Linked DNA regions of Homo sapiens: region 2 is linked to region 1. A link is a contact called in ENCODE Hi-C or POLR2A ChIA-PET data. All regions are on one chromosome and are shown on one strand. Each heading gives the region's core, a stretch centred on a gene start or an enhancer-like site at or near the end of the contact. The rest is flanking DNA. Distances are from core to core; before and after follow the strand shown. Region 1 has its middle 31 kb from the start of BCL10. Region 2 overlaps DDAH1 (dimethylarginine dimethylaminohydrolase 1).

The links. Hi-C counts contacts between places; a loop is a spot of excess contacts on that map. ChIA-PET counts read pairs that join two places held with the same protein, here RNA polymerase II (POLR2A). Pooled maps may share reads with other maps.
Region 2: a map of endothelial cell of umbilical vein shows a loop between it and region 1 (6-fold over the local background). The contact joins two enhancer-like sites. A Hi-C loop is called at or near these places in 14 of 168 maps with a recorded cell type or tissue (Caco-2, HCT116, HepG2 and 11 more), 3 of 37 single-sample maps with no recorded cell type and 14 of 50 pooled maps. POLR2A ChIA-PET finds 5 or more read pairs at or near these places in 7 of 52 experiments (AG04449, BJ, MCF 10A and 4 more).

The regions. Positions count from the first base shown.
Region 1 is chr1:85,304,464-85,310,186 of GRCh38, reverse strand. No RefSeq gene overlaps it. Among named protein-coding and RNA genes, the nearest start is that of BCL10, 31 kb to the right of the region's middle. RefSeq lists an enhancer at 1,501-2,001. Within about 2 kb of position 1,887, at least 3 of the 41 ENCODE cell types and tissues checked have a DNase peak (open chromatin) inside an H3K27ac peak, as active enhancers do; they include Panc1 and endothelial cell of umbilical vein, where a contact is called at or near this core.
Region 2 is chr1:85,342,381-85,347,472 of GRCh38, reverse strand. All of the region lies in intron 4 of DDAH1 (dimethylarginine dimethylaminohydrolase 1), which reads left to right. Among named protein-coding and RNA genes, the nearest start is that of BCL10, 68 kb to the right of the region's middle. Within about 2 kb of position 3,549, at least 8 of the 41 ENCODE cell types and tissues checked have a DNase peak (open chromatin) inside an H3K27ac peak, as active enhancers do; they include Panc1 and endothelial cell of umbilical vein, where a contact is called at or near this core.

The DNA.
Region 1 (5,723 bases), core at 638-3,137:
CATCGGGGATGTGCACATCAAAATCACAATGAGATATCACGTCATACCCACTAGAATGGCTAGAATCAGAGTCAGGTAATAGCAAACATTGGTAAGGAGGTGGAGAAATCATACCCTCCTAATGAGAATGTCAAATGTAGCCACTGTGGAAAACACTCTGGCAGTTCCTCAAACACCTACACATTGAGTTACCATATGATCCAGCAATTCCACTCCCTGGAATATACCTAAGAGAAATGAAAGCATATGCCCCCACCAAGGCTTGTACATGAATGTTTACAGCAATTATTTAAAATAACCAAAGGGTGCAAACAACCCGTGTATACCAACTAATGAATGGATAAATGAAATGGATGCCAACTGATGAAGAGATGAACAAAAATATCCATACAACGGGATATTATTCAGGTGTAAAAAGGAATGAAGTACTGAACATGCTTCAACATGAATAAACCTTGAAAACATTATGCTAAGTGAAAGAAGCCAGTCACAAAAGACCACATATTATATGAAATGTCCAGGATAAGTAAATCTGTAGAGACAGAAAATAGAATAGTGATTGCTTTGGAGGGGAGGGTGCAAGGAGGGAGGAGAGGGAGGAAAAGGGAGTGATAACTAAGGGTAGAGGGTTCTTTTTGTGGTGATGAAAATTGATGTGGTTATCGTTGCATATATCTGTGAACGTGCATAAAATCATTGAATTGCACATTTTAAATGGGTGAAGTGTTTGGTATATGAATTATATCTCAATAAAGCTGGTTTTTAAAATGACAGCAATAATTCTCTTTGTCCTCTTCATATCTCAAAGGGTGGTTGGGAACATCAAATGAGAGGATTTATATAAAAGTACTTGGTACTCTATGCAGTGCTATACAAATGTAGCCTATTATAGTATTGAATGGGATTAATCAGCTTTTCACCAGCACCTGTCAGTACAAAACTCCGAAGCTGCCATTCCTAAAACTACCTTCGCCCCCAATTAGAATTCCTTTTCTTTAGTGGTTAAAACTCATTGACAGAGCCCAACCCTTGAAATAGTGCTGCATAATAATTGCTTATGGAATGCTTCTTACCTTCATAGCCTTTAGAAAAAAAGAAAATAACGTTTCTTTTATATGTTTTCCTAAGACTCAACTCAAGTGTGTGTAATTACCACACATACCAAGCTCCTCATTATGTCAGCCCTGGAGCCCACGTGGCCATTATAATAATTTGCTAACTGGCAATTGTTCCTTTCTTCTCACAGTCCCAACCCCAGTCTTACATTTTGGCCATTGCTCTGCCCTTCTGAACTGGGGTGAATAGCAGTGTGAAGGCAAAGGGGATGAGAATGAAATATGCTCCAAGTGGCAAGTTTGAGAGTAATATAGACAGAAGCTGGTCCTTGGCCAGGTGAGCCTATGAGTGCAACACCAACGCAGCATTTACACCTAGGACAAGGAGGGGCGGAACAAGTCCCCTATGCAAAACTGAGGCCCAGAGAGACTCAGTCACCAGGAAAAGTCACACCGCTAGTGGGTGTGGTACTAGGGCTCAAACTCTGTGTTTGGCAGCATTACTCTACACCGCCCATTGAAAAACAGGTGCCCTACGAAAGTTTCAAAATTACTGCACATCAAAGTATCTTCAAAATGTATAAAATGTTTCCTACCTCTGTTTTTCCATATGAATGCCGATCCGACAGTGCATGTTGCCCCTTTTCCCCAGAGGCATCTTTTGATTTAGCCTCAAAAACAATGGAAATCCGAATATCCATGTTTGCCGACCTTAGCTTTTGCAGAAAAATTGTGGAGTAACAGCGCCCTCGGGTAGTCACTCGCGTTTTCTCAGCCGGCCTTTGAGCGCGGAGAAGTGGGGCTAAGAATGCCGCCGCTGCCCCCTGGTGGGCTTTGGACGCCTGGGCCCTCCTTACTGAGTAAAGGGCGTCTTCCCAGGATCTGCCTGCCTATGGGCCCGCGGAGTCACCTGGGAGACCCATTCCCAGTCCTGGCCTAGGCAGATCCTGAGGCGTGGCCTCTCCCACCTCAGCTGAAACCAATTAGCTGAAACCAAAATTGGAATCAAAGCCCTTGGCAGGGGGTGTTTTAAGATCCACACACGCTGGGACCTGGGAAGGCCTGAAGGCTTCGTGGCCAGAAACCCCTGCTGCCACCTATCTCTGGGCCCAAGCCTACGTTTCCTCCCCTGGAGCAGCGGCTCTTTAGCTAAGGGATTGTTCCCTTTTTGGAAAAAAAAAAAATCACCAAGCTCTAGGGTTGAGGTATGGGTAGCAACACTCTAATTAGTTATTTATATCTTAGTGTGAAATACGTTCATCTGACCCTTACCTGGTAGCAGGTGTTTCAGGGGAAAAGAAAGAATCTAAGAATAATGAGAGCCTACAGTAGGCATGGAAGGCAAGGGGAGAGAAAGGGAGAAGAAAGGGAGGAACGGCAATGGGGAGGGGAGGACAAGGGAAGGGAAGCGAGGGGAAGTGAGGGGAGAGGAGGGAAGGAGAAAGGAAGGGAGGGAAGCAGAGGACAGAGGAGGAGAGAGGAGAGGGGTGGGGAGGAGGCCAGCTAGACCCTTCTGCAGTCTTACTCAGTCCTCATTGCCCTAGTCTAGGCTTCAAATGCGTAAAGAATTTGCAAGTGCACTCTTGTTCAATTCGCAAGACATTTCAGGGCTCCCACGGACTCCCACCATTGCTTAGTGTATTACTCTGAGTTCTCCAGAGAAACAGAACCAGAACCAATAGAAAAAATATATATCTCATATATATGAATTACTATATATGCAATATATATGACTTAATATAAGGAATTGGCTCATGGGATTATAGAGGTTGACAAGTCCCAGATCTGCCGTCAACACACTGCAGATCCAGGAGAGATGATGGTGTAAGTTCCAGTTCAAATCTGATTGCAGAGGAAGACCAATGTCTCAGCCCAAAGGCAGCCAGGCAGAGAAAGAAAATCCATCCTTACTCAGCCTCTCAGTCTATTCAGGCCTTCAACAGACAATAAAGTCCACTCACACTGGGAGTGGGAGGGCTCTGTTTTCCTCAGTCCACTCATTCACAGGTGATCTTAACCAGAAACACCCTCATAGACACACACAAAATCACCTTAATCAAGTATCTGGGCACCCCATGGCCCAGTCAAGTGCACACATGCAATTGCCCTCCCAGTTGGCAGTAGCAGCACCTGTCGGCCACGCTACCTTCTGGTTGCTTGTGCCAGGCTGCTCTCCCACTAGACAGTAGAGGCTGAGGGCAGAAACAGCCTTTTCTAGCACAAGATCCTGGTATCTAGCACAAGAACTAACACAGGAAATGGTAAGTGCTCAGGATGTTTTAAAACTGCAAAAATGGACAAATGAACAAATGCACATACCTGGGTCCAATATAAAGAAAATACAGGCCAGGCACAGTGGCTCATGCCTGTAATCTCAGCACTTTGGGAGGCCAAGGCAGGTGGATCACTTGAGGTCAGGAGTTCGAGACCAGCCTAGCAACATGGCGAAACCCTGTCTCTACTAAAAATGCAAAAAGCAGTCGGCCATGGTGGTGCACACTTGTAATCTCAGTTAGTTGGGAGGCTGAGGCAGGTGGATCACTTGAATCCGGGAGGCGGAGGTTGCAGTGAGCCGAGATTGCACCAAGCCATATAGTAGTTGTCTCATTATACATCTATGTCCTTTATAGAGGACAGTGAGCTCCTAGAGTTAGGAGCCAAGTAGGTCACTGCATCCCCAGTGCTAAGTATGATGTTTGACACATAGTTGGTGCTCAGTAAATATTTGGTGACCCAGAGATGAATAGACCCATCAGTGAGGGAGAGAATGAAGCCAGCCAGCTGTCTCCCCAGAGATGGGGCGGGCTCAGATTCTCATTTGGAGCTAACTAAGAGTTACTCTTACCTGTGGTCAGGATCAGAGACAGGCTTTTACAAACTGGTATCCTGATATTCTCTTCAAACAGATTTGAGAAACCTTTGTAAAATTCCAATCTTGCTGCCTGTCACCACAGTTATCCAGAAACTGTCAAAACCAATAGGACTCCTTGGGGGGAAAGCCAGGAAGGCTGTACAATTACTGCTGTCTGTCAGGAGACTATGACAGCACCTTGGGCCCTTCCAGGGGAGGATGAAAGTTCTGATTTCTTCCTACTGGAGGTAAAAACAAGAAAAAAAAAGTTCTGATTAGGTGGACTCTGTCACACCTAGCAAGCCTGCTGGGCTGACTGGAGAGCTGCCCTAATGCTGGGAGACAGGTTTCCAGAACAATCTGGAGCAGAGTGAAGAGATCCGGCTCGACTTAATTGTACTTACCTACTAAAAAGTCTCTGCTGCTCAGAAAATGCAAGAAAGAGAAATCTACCTTTTGGGTTTCTGTGCCTCAGTTTTGCTTGTAAAAATATTAACAATGGGCCAGGTGCGGTAGTTCATGCCTGTAATTCCAGCACTTTGGGAGGCTGAGGTGGGCAGATCATATGGTCAGAAGAGCAAGACCATCCTGGCCAACATGGTGAAACCCCGTCTCTACTAAAATACAAAAAATTAGCCAGGCGTGGTGGTGCGTGCCTGTAGTCCCAGCTACTTGGGAGGCTGAGGTAGAGGAATCGCTTGAACCCTGGAGGCAGACGTTGCAGTAAGCCAAGATCGCGCCACTGCACTCCAGCCTGGGTGACAGAGCGAGATTCTGTCTCAAAAAAATAAAATAAAATAAAATAACGAAGGCCCCACGGAGAGTCACAGGCAAGTGAAGAGAAGCTGTTGGGTAGGTACAGAGCTTTCACAGAAGCTTAGGGAGCACAGCAACCCCCAGCTCCTCAGGTGGGAGGGAAAAGCAAACCTCTGGTTAGCCAAGTTTTCTGCCAGCTCACAGAGACCGTACTGGGTAGCAATGAAGATGTGGGACCTAGAATCAGAGCTGCTCTCAAATCCTGGCTCTGTCATTTACTTGCTTGGCCCATTACTGTGGTAGCACCAAAGGGAAGCTTGGAGGGATGTTAAACAGCTGTGACCTCCATGAGTTCCCAAGCTGTCCCAAGTGATGATAATAATCATTATCGTGATGGACAGTTCTCACACTTATGTAAAGTATAAATATAACCATATGAGAATTTTTTGGTATTTTTTATCACAATCTAAGTTAATATGTGTGCTTTTCATGCAAACACAGCATCAAGGCAATTCCCTGAGCAGTGCCCCCACCACCCCGTCACCACGATAAACCCCTCCTCTATGTGAATTCTGGAGCCAACACTGACAAATCTCCATTCCTCTCTAAACCTTGGTTTTCTTCTCTGTTACAGCAATAAAGGCTAATATAGTTATTGAGTACTTTCTGTTTGCCAGGCACTGAGCCAGATGTTTTTATGTGAATTATCCCATTTAATCCTTACAACAACAGTATGAAGTAGGTCCTTACCATTCTGTGCTTCAGTTTCTCAAAAGATAGAGACAATAATACCTACCTCCTGGGATTGGAGTCGGGGCTAAAAACAGAAGATGCATGTGGGATATCTGGCCCTGGTGGTGCTCAATGGTACAGTTCTAACAGTTGTAATGATTACAGTGATGTTGGAGAGGCTGCAGGTGAGGAAGTGAAGCAGGAAGAGGAAAAAGATGAGGAAGATGAAATCATGGTTCCTGGTGGGCAGAGATGCCAGCGTATACTTAGACCCTCCCTCAAGTGCTCATCCACAGATGCTGTCCCTCCTGACCATGAGACCTGAAGTG
Region 2 (5,092 bases), core at 2,300-4,799, 36 kb before region 1:
ATGTCCCTACAAAGGACATGAACTCATCCTTTTTTATGGCTGCATAGTATTCCATGGTGTATATGTGCCACATTTTCTTAATCCAGTCTATCATTGATGGACATTTGGGTTGGTTCCAAGTCTTTGCTATTGTGAATAGTGCCACAGTAAACATACGTGTGCATGTGTCTTTATAGCAGCATGATTTATAATCCTTTGGGTATATACTCAGTAACGGGATGGCTGGGTCAAATGGTATTTCTAGTTCTAGATCCTTGAGGAATCGCCACACTGTCTTCCACAATGGTTGAACTAGTTGACAGTCCCACCAACAGTGTAAAAGTGTTCCTATTTCTCCACATCCTCTCCAGCACCTGTTGTTTCCTGACTTTTTAATGATTGCCATTCTAACTGGTGTGAGATGGTATCTCATTGTGGTTTTGATTTGCATTTCTCTGATGGCCAGTGATGATGAGCATTTTTTCATGTGTCTGTTGGCTGCATAAATGTCTTCTTTTGAGAAGTGTCTGTTCATATCCTTTGCCCACTTTTTGATGGGGTTGTTTGTTTTTTTCTTGTAAGTTTGTTTGAGTTCTTTGTAGATTCTGGATATTAACCCTTTGTCAGATGAGTAGATTGCAAAAATTTTCTCCCATTCTGTAGGTTGCCTGTTCACTCCGATGATAGTTTCTTTTGCTGTGCAGAAGCTCCTTCATTTAATTAGATCTAATGGGGCAATTATTAATTGCTAACTAACATAGAAATATAAATACTCCATGTTATTATAGACAGGCAGGAAGACAGATGAATAGAGACAAATATATCACTTATAAGTGATAAAAGTGGTATTGGCTTTGTTTTTCCCATTTTACAGTTCAAAATACTGAGACCTGATGAAATAATCATTTTGAGTGGGATCTTACAGTTCCAGAAACAAGTTTCCTGGGCCCTGATTCCCCTGGCCCCAGTTGCCCAACCTACTCCATACTGAATCTTCTTTTTTAATTAGAAAACCTTTTCTAATTATTTTGCCATAGATTGGTTCTAGCCGAGCTTGTCTGCTCCTTCCGTGTCTTTCCACCTATCTCCTGACTTTCCATTTTTTACTGGTATCCAGGATCTGAGCAGTCTCAGGATAGGTGTGAGTTTGGTACCAGATATTTATTTTTTCCCTTGTAAACCTTGATGTCTCAGTTCTTTCCTCTGTAGAGAAGTCCCTGGTCACTTGGGCATCTCTTTAAAGGGCATATTACTTAAACAGAGGTGAATTGTGCCTTCCTGTGCTACACACCGAAAGCTTGATTACTTCTCACCTCTGTCACTGCTCTCTGAGTACTTGGTTCCTTCAGAATCTACTTCTTACATGTTTAGGTAAAGCTGAGAGCCCCAAGGGTTTCTGGGTAGTTTTATTGCATTTGAAATACTTTGTAATGGGTTGCAATCTACTCTTGGTTAATGAAGTGGATTCTTATGGAGATCATCATCTTGCCATTTGAGATTATAGTAGAGTTAATAGTGTGTGCATTGTATATTTAAATGAAATCATCCATCTAGGAAGAGTTTAGCAATTCTCAGCTAAAAAGCCCAGAACACATAAATTCATTCATCCACTCATTCATTGATTCATTTAAGATGGAGTCTCACTCTGTTGCCCAGGCTGGAGAGCAGTGGCTTGATCTTGGCTCACTGCAATCTCTGCCTCCCACTTTCAAGAGATTCTCCTGCCTCAGCCTCCTGAGTAACTGGGATTATAGGCACCCGCCACCACGCCCAGCTAATTTTTGAATTTTTAGTAGAGATGGGGTTTCACCGTGTTGGCCAGGCTGGTCTCGAACTCCTGACCTCAAGTGATCTGCCTGCCTCGGCCTCCCAAAGTGCTGGGATTACAGGCCTGGCCACCACAACACATTTAATACAGGGTACCAATCTAGGGAAAGAAGAAAGGAAGACATTATTACTGCATTTTACCATCCATATGGCAAAGGTACTAGAAGTTAGGTTGGTTTGAACAAATGCTAGATATTTAACAGCAAGTCTGATCCTAGAAATACTATTATTTAGGCCAAATTAGTTTTTAGAGCAACCTGCATTTCCTATAGTTTTTCTCCCAACTTTGCATCTCACCTTCATACCCCTCTACCTGTAAAAAAAAAAAAAAATAATGTAAGACAAATTAATTAGCACACAGGCATTAGACCTGTTTGTACTCTTCCAGAAGGAATGTTTGCCTTCTCTAAAAAGATGAGTACTCCAGTTACTCCAAAGTTTGAACAAAAGAAGCCAACCCCCCCAAAGAATAAATATTCTATTCTTTCATGCACATAGTTAAACAAGAGGCAAAGCTACTCTCTACTGTTACCTGTCAGAATAATAGTTATTTTAAGATGAAGGGAGGCAGTCATGGTCCAGAGGGCCACTTTGTGTGTTATACTTTATATATTACACTTTGTATACTTTAATTTTTTAAAGTTTAGGAAAAATATATATGTTACATTGTTGGAAGTAGGCTATGATTGACTTACAGAAATAATTCTCCAATAACTAAGTGTGCCTAACTCCTAACCCCCTGCTTTACCATTCTACATGATGACTGTCTTTTCCACAGACTACCCTGTTTTTAATTTTTTTAATTAAGGGGGAAAAAGACATAAGAAAGAGTAAATCTATACCACATCTCACCTTGTTCTTTTTCTAGATCCATCCCTGAAATTGCCTTCTTTTCCAAAAACCTGGATTAATTACATGCTATCGTCACAGGAGGACAGATAGTAATATCTGCCTCAGGAGGGACTCACAGTAATTCTCAGTAATGATTTTTAACTTGACCTCATTGGTAGCATTCACTCTTCCAGTCAATTGGAGAAAAAAAAATTTTCTTAAGGAAGGAAAGATGAAGGGAGGGAGGGAAGGGAGGGAAGGATGAAGGGAGGGAAGGGAGAGAGGGAGGGAGGTCAGGGGAGGTGGTACCTTTAGCTAAAACTTTCCTGAAACTATTCAGAGGAGGAAGCTGCTGACCCCACCTGGGAGGGACTGCAGCACTGACCGGCTACAGGACTGTGCCATCTGCTGGCCGGGCAGCAGGAGGAGCATCCTCACCTTCCTAACCCCGTGGGAGAGGAATTTTTTGTTGTTTTGTCTTGTTTTGTTTTTGTTTTCATTTTTTTCATATATTACATTTGTGTATATTTATGGGATACAGCTATAGTTTTCTTTGGTGGACTTTTTTAAAATTAGTAATTCTGTTCTTTTGTATCACAATAAATTATTACCTAAAAATACTTTTAATAAAAATACTACAAGGACGTGGTAAGAAAAGAATTATGAGATCACCACTCCATTTTTTGTGCCTTTGTCATGTAAATGGAGCTTAAATACAGTATGTGGTTTTTCAATAGACTTGTAATTTTAAATTAAAATGCTCACAATGCATCTCAATGGAAATGTCTTTTAGGTTTCTTATCTACTTCCTGAAATAACTAACTGAATTTCTAACATTCCTTGAATGAACACAAGAGCTGCTTTGTACCTCATTTAAATTGCATAGCACACAGCCTGTTTTTCTTTTGAATGACTAACTATATAATAGAGATCACTCAGACTGTATTTCCTCTTGTTTTGACTCAGCTGCAGCATTGCTTTTATGTCCAAAAATGTCCATGTTATTTTATAGATGGTCATATAAAAAATGAAGATGGAAAAACCCTTAATGTGTTTGGATTTTATATGCTTTTTATTGCCTGGAATTTCCTTTAATGACAACTAGCAAAACCCAAAAGACAGAATGAGAACTAACTAGCTCATATCAACAGGGTGATTGAAATGGAAAAAATAAAGACTTTGCATTTTTAGTTATTGTTGTCACAGGGAATTATAGTGTGTAGCCACAAGATTTTCCACTTTGAGTCTCTGCTATGAAAGGCATACTGACAATCCCATTGTAGGTTTAATTTTGTCTTACTATCTGGCTGTTGTATTCACCAGCTCCACAAAACAATGATTTTTTTAAATCTGCCATGCGTGTATTAAGAAATTAAAACACAAAACCAAATAGCTTCTGAATTTGTAACAACTGTTTATGCTCCTTTTCCTGGCAGCAGTTGCCTCATCTGACAATATTCCCAGAGCTGTATGCCAACAAGGCTAGGGTGGCCAAAATAAAATGTTTTGGCATAATAAGCCAATAAATAATTTGAAGCTATGACACCAAAACAGCCATGCTGAATTTTAGCATTAGTCCCAAGGCAGGAAGAAGTCAAAATTGGCCAAGTAGGAGAAAGGGAATAATGTGCTTTTTTTTCCTTTTGGGCTTTCAAGAAAATGTCAAAGGGAAAAAGGAATAAATTATATTTAAAAGTGCTGTTCATCCTGTCCAGTATATACTAGACCATCAAAAAGTATTAAACTGACTCTATAGGATATTGTAGGGGTAATCATCTGTTGGATGGTTGGCCACATAGCCTTATAAGGGGCCTTTCAACCCAAGACTCTAACTTCTGAAAGAAAAAGTCTATAAGTGACCTTAAATTAGTGGTTCCTAGTGAGAGTGGTTTAAAGGCATCTGAGTAGCTTTCTGAAAACATACTACCCTGGGTTTATCTCAGAAAATTCTGATATTCTGGGTCTGGAATGGAACCCAGGCATCTGCATTTTTTAAAAGCTCTGCAGGTGATTCTAATGCACAGGCCAAGGTTGAGAGCCACTGCTTTCAAGGATATCTGCAACTTCCAAAAGTGCCCAGCTTACAATCCCGAATAATGTGCACCTGAAGAAGCCAACGTTTTTGTCATACAGGTGCAAAATAACATATCCCGATTACATTAGCAGTAAAAGTAAAGAAAGTATTCAAATTAAAGCCATAGAAAACTAGAAACTTCTTAGGTTTTTCCTGCCCAGAATTAAACATTGTATAAACTTGAAATATAATACCTAACTGGGTAATAATTTGGATGCCATGATTTAATCCATTTGACATGCTAAAATTCCTCATTAAAATATTCCAAGTTACCAAAATCACTAATGTTATCATTTTCTGAGAACAGGAAGCTTGCATTTGACTCATATTCCCATACCTCCTCCTCCAACACACACACACACACACACACACACTCATAGA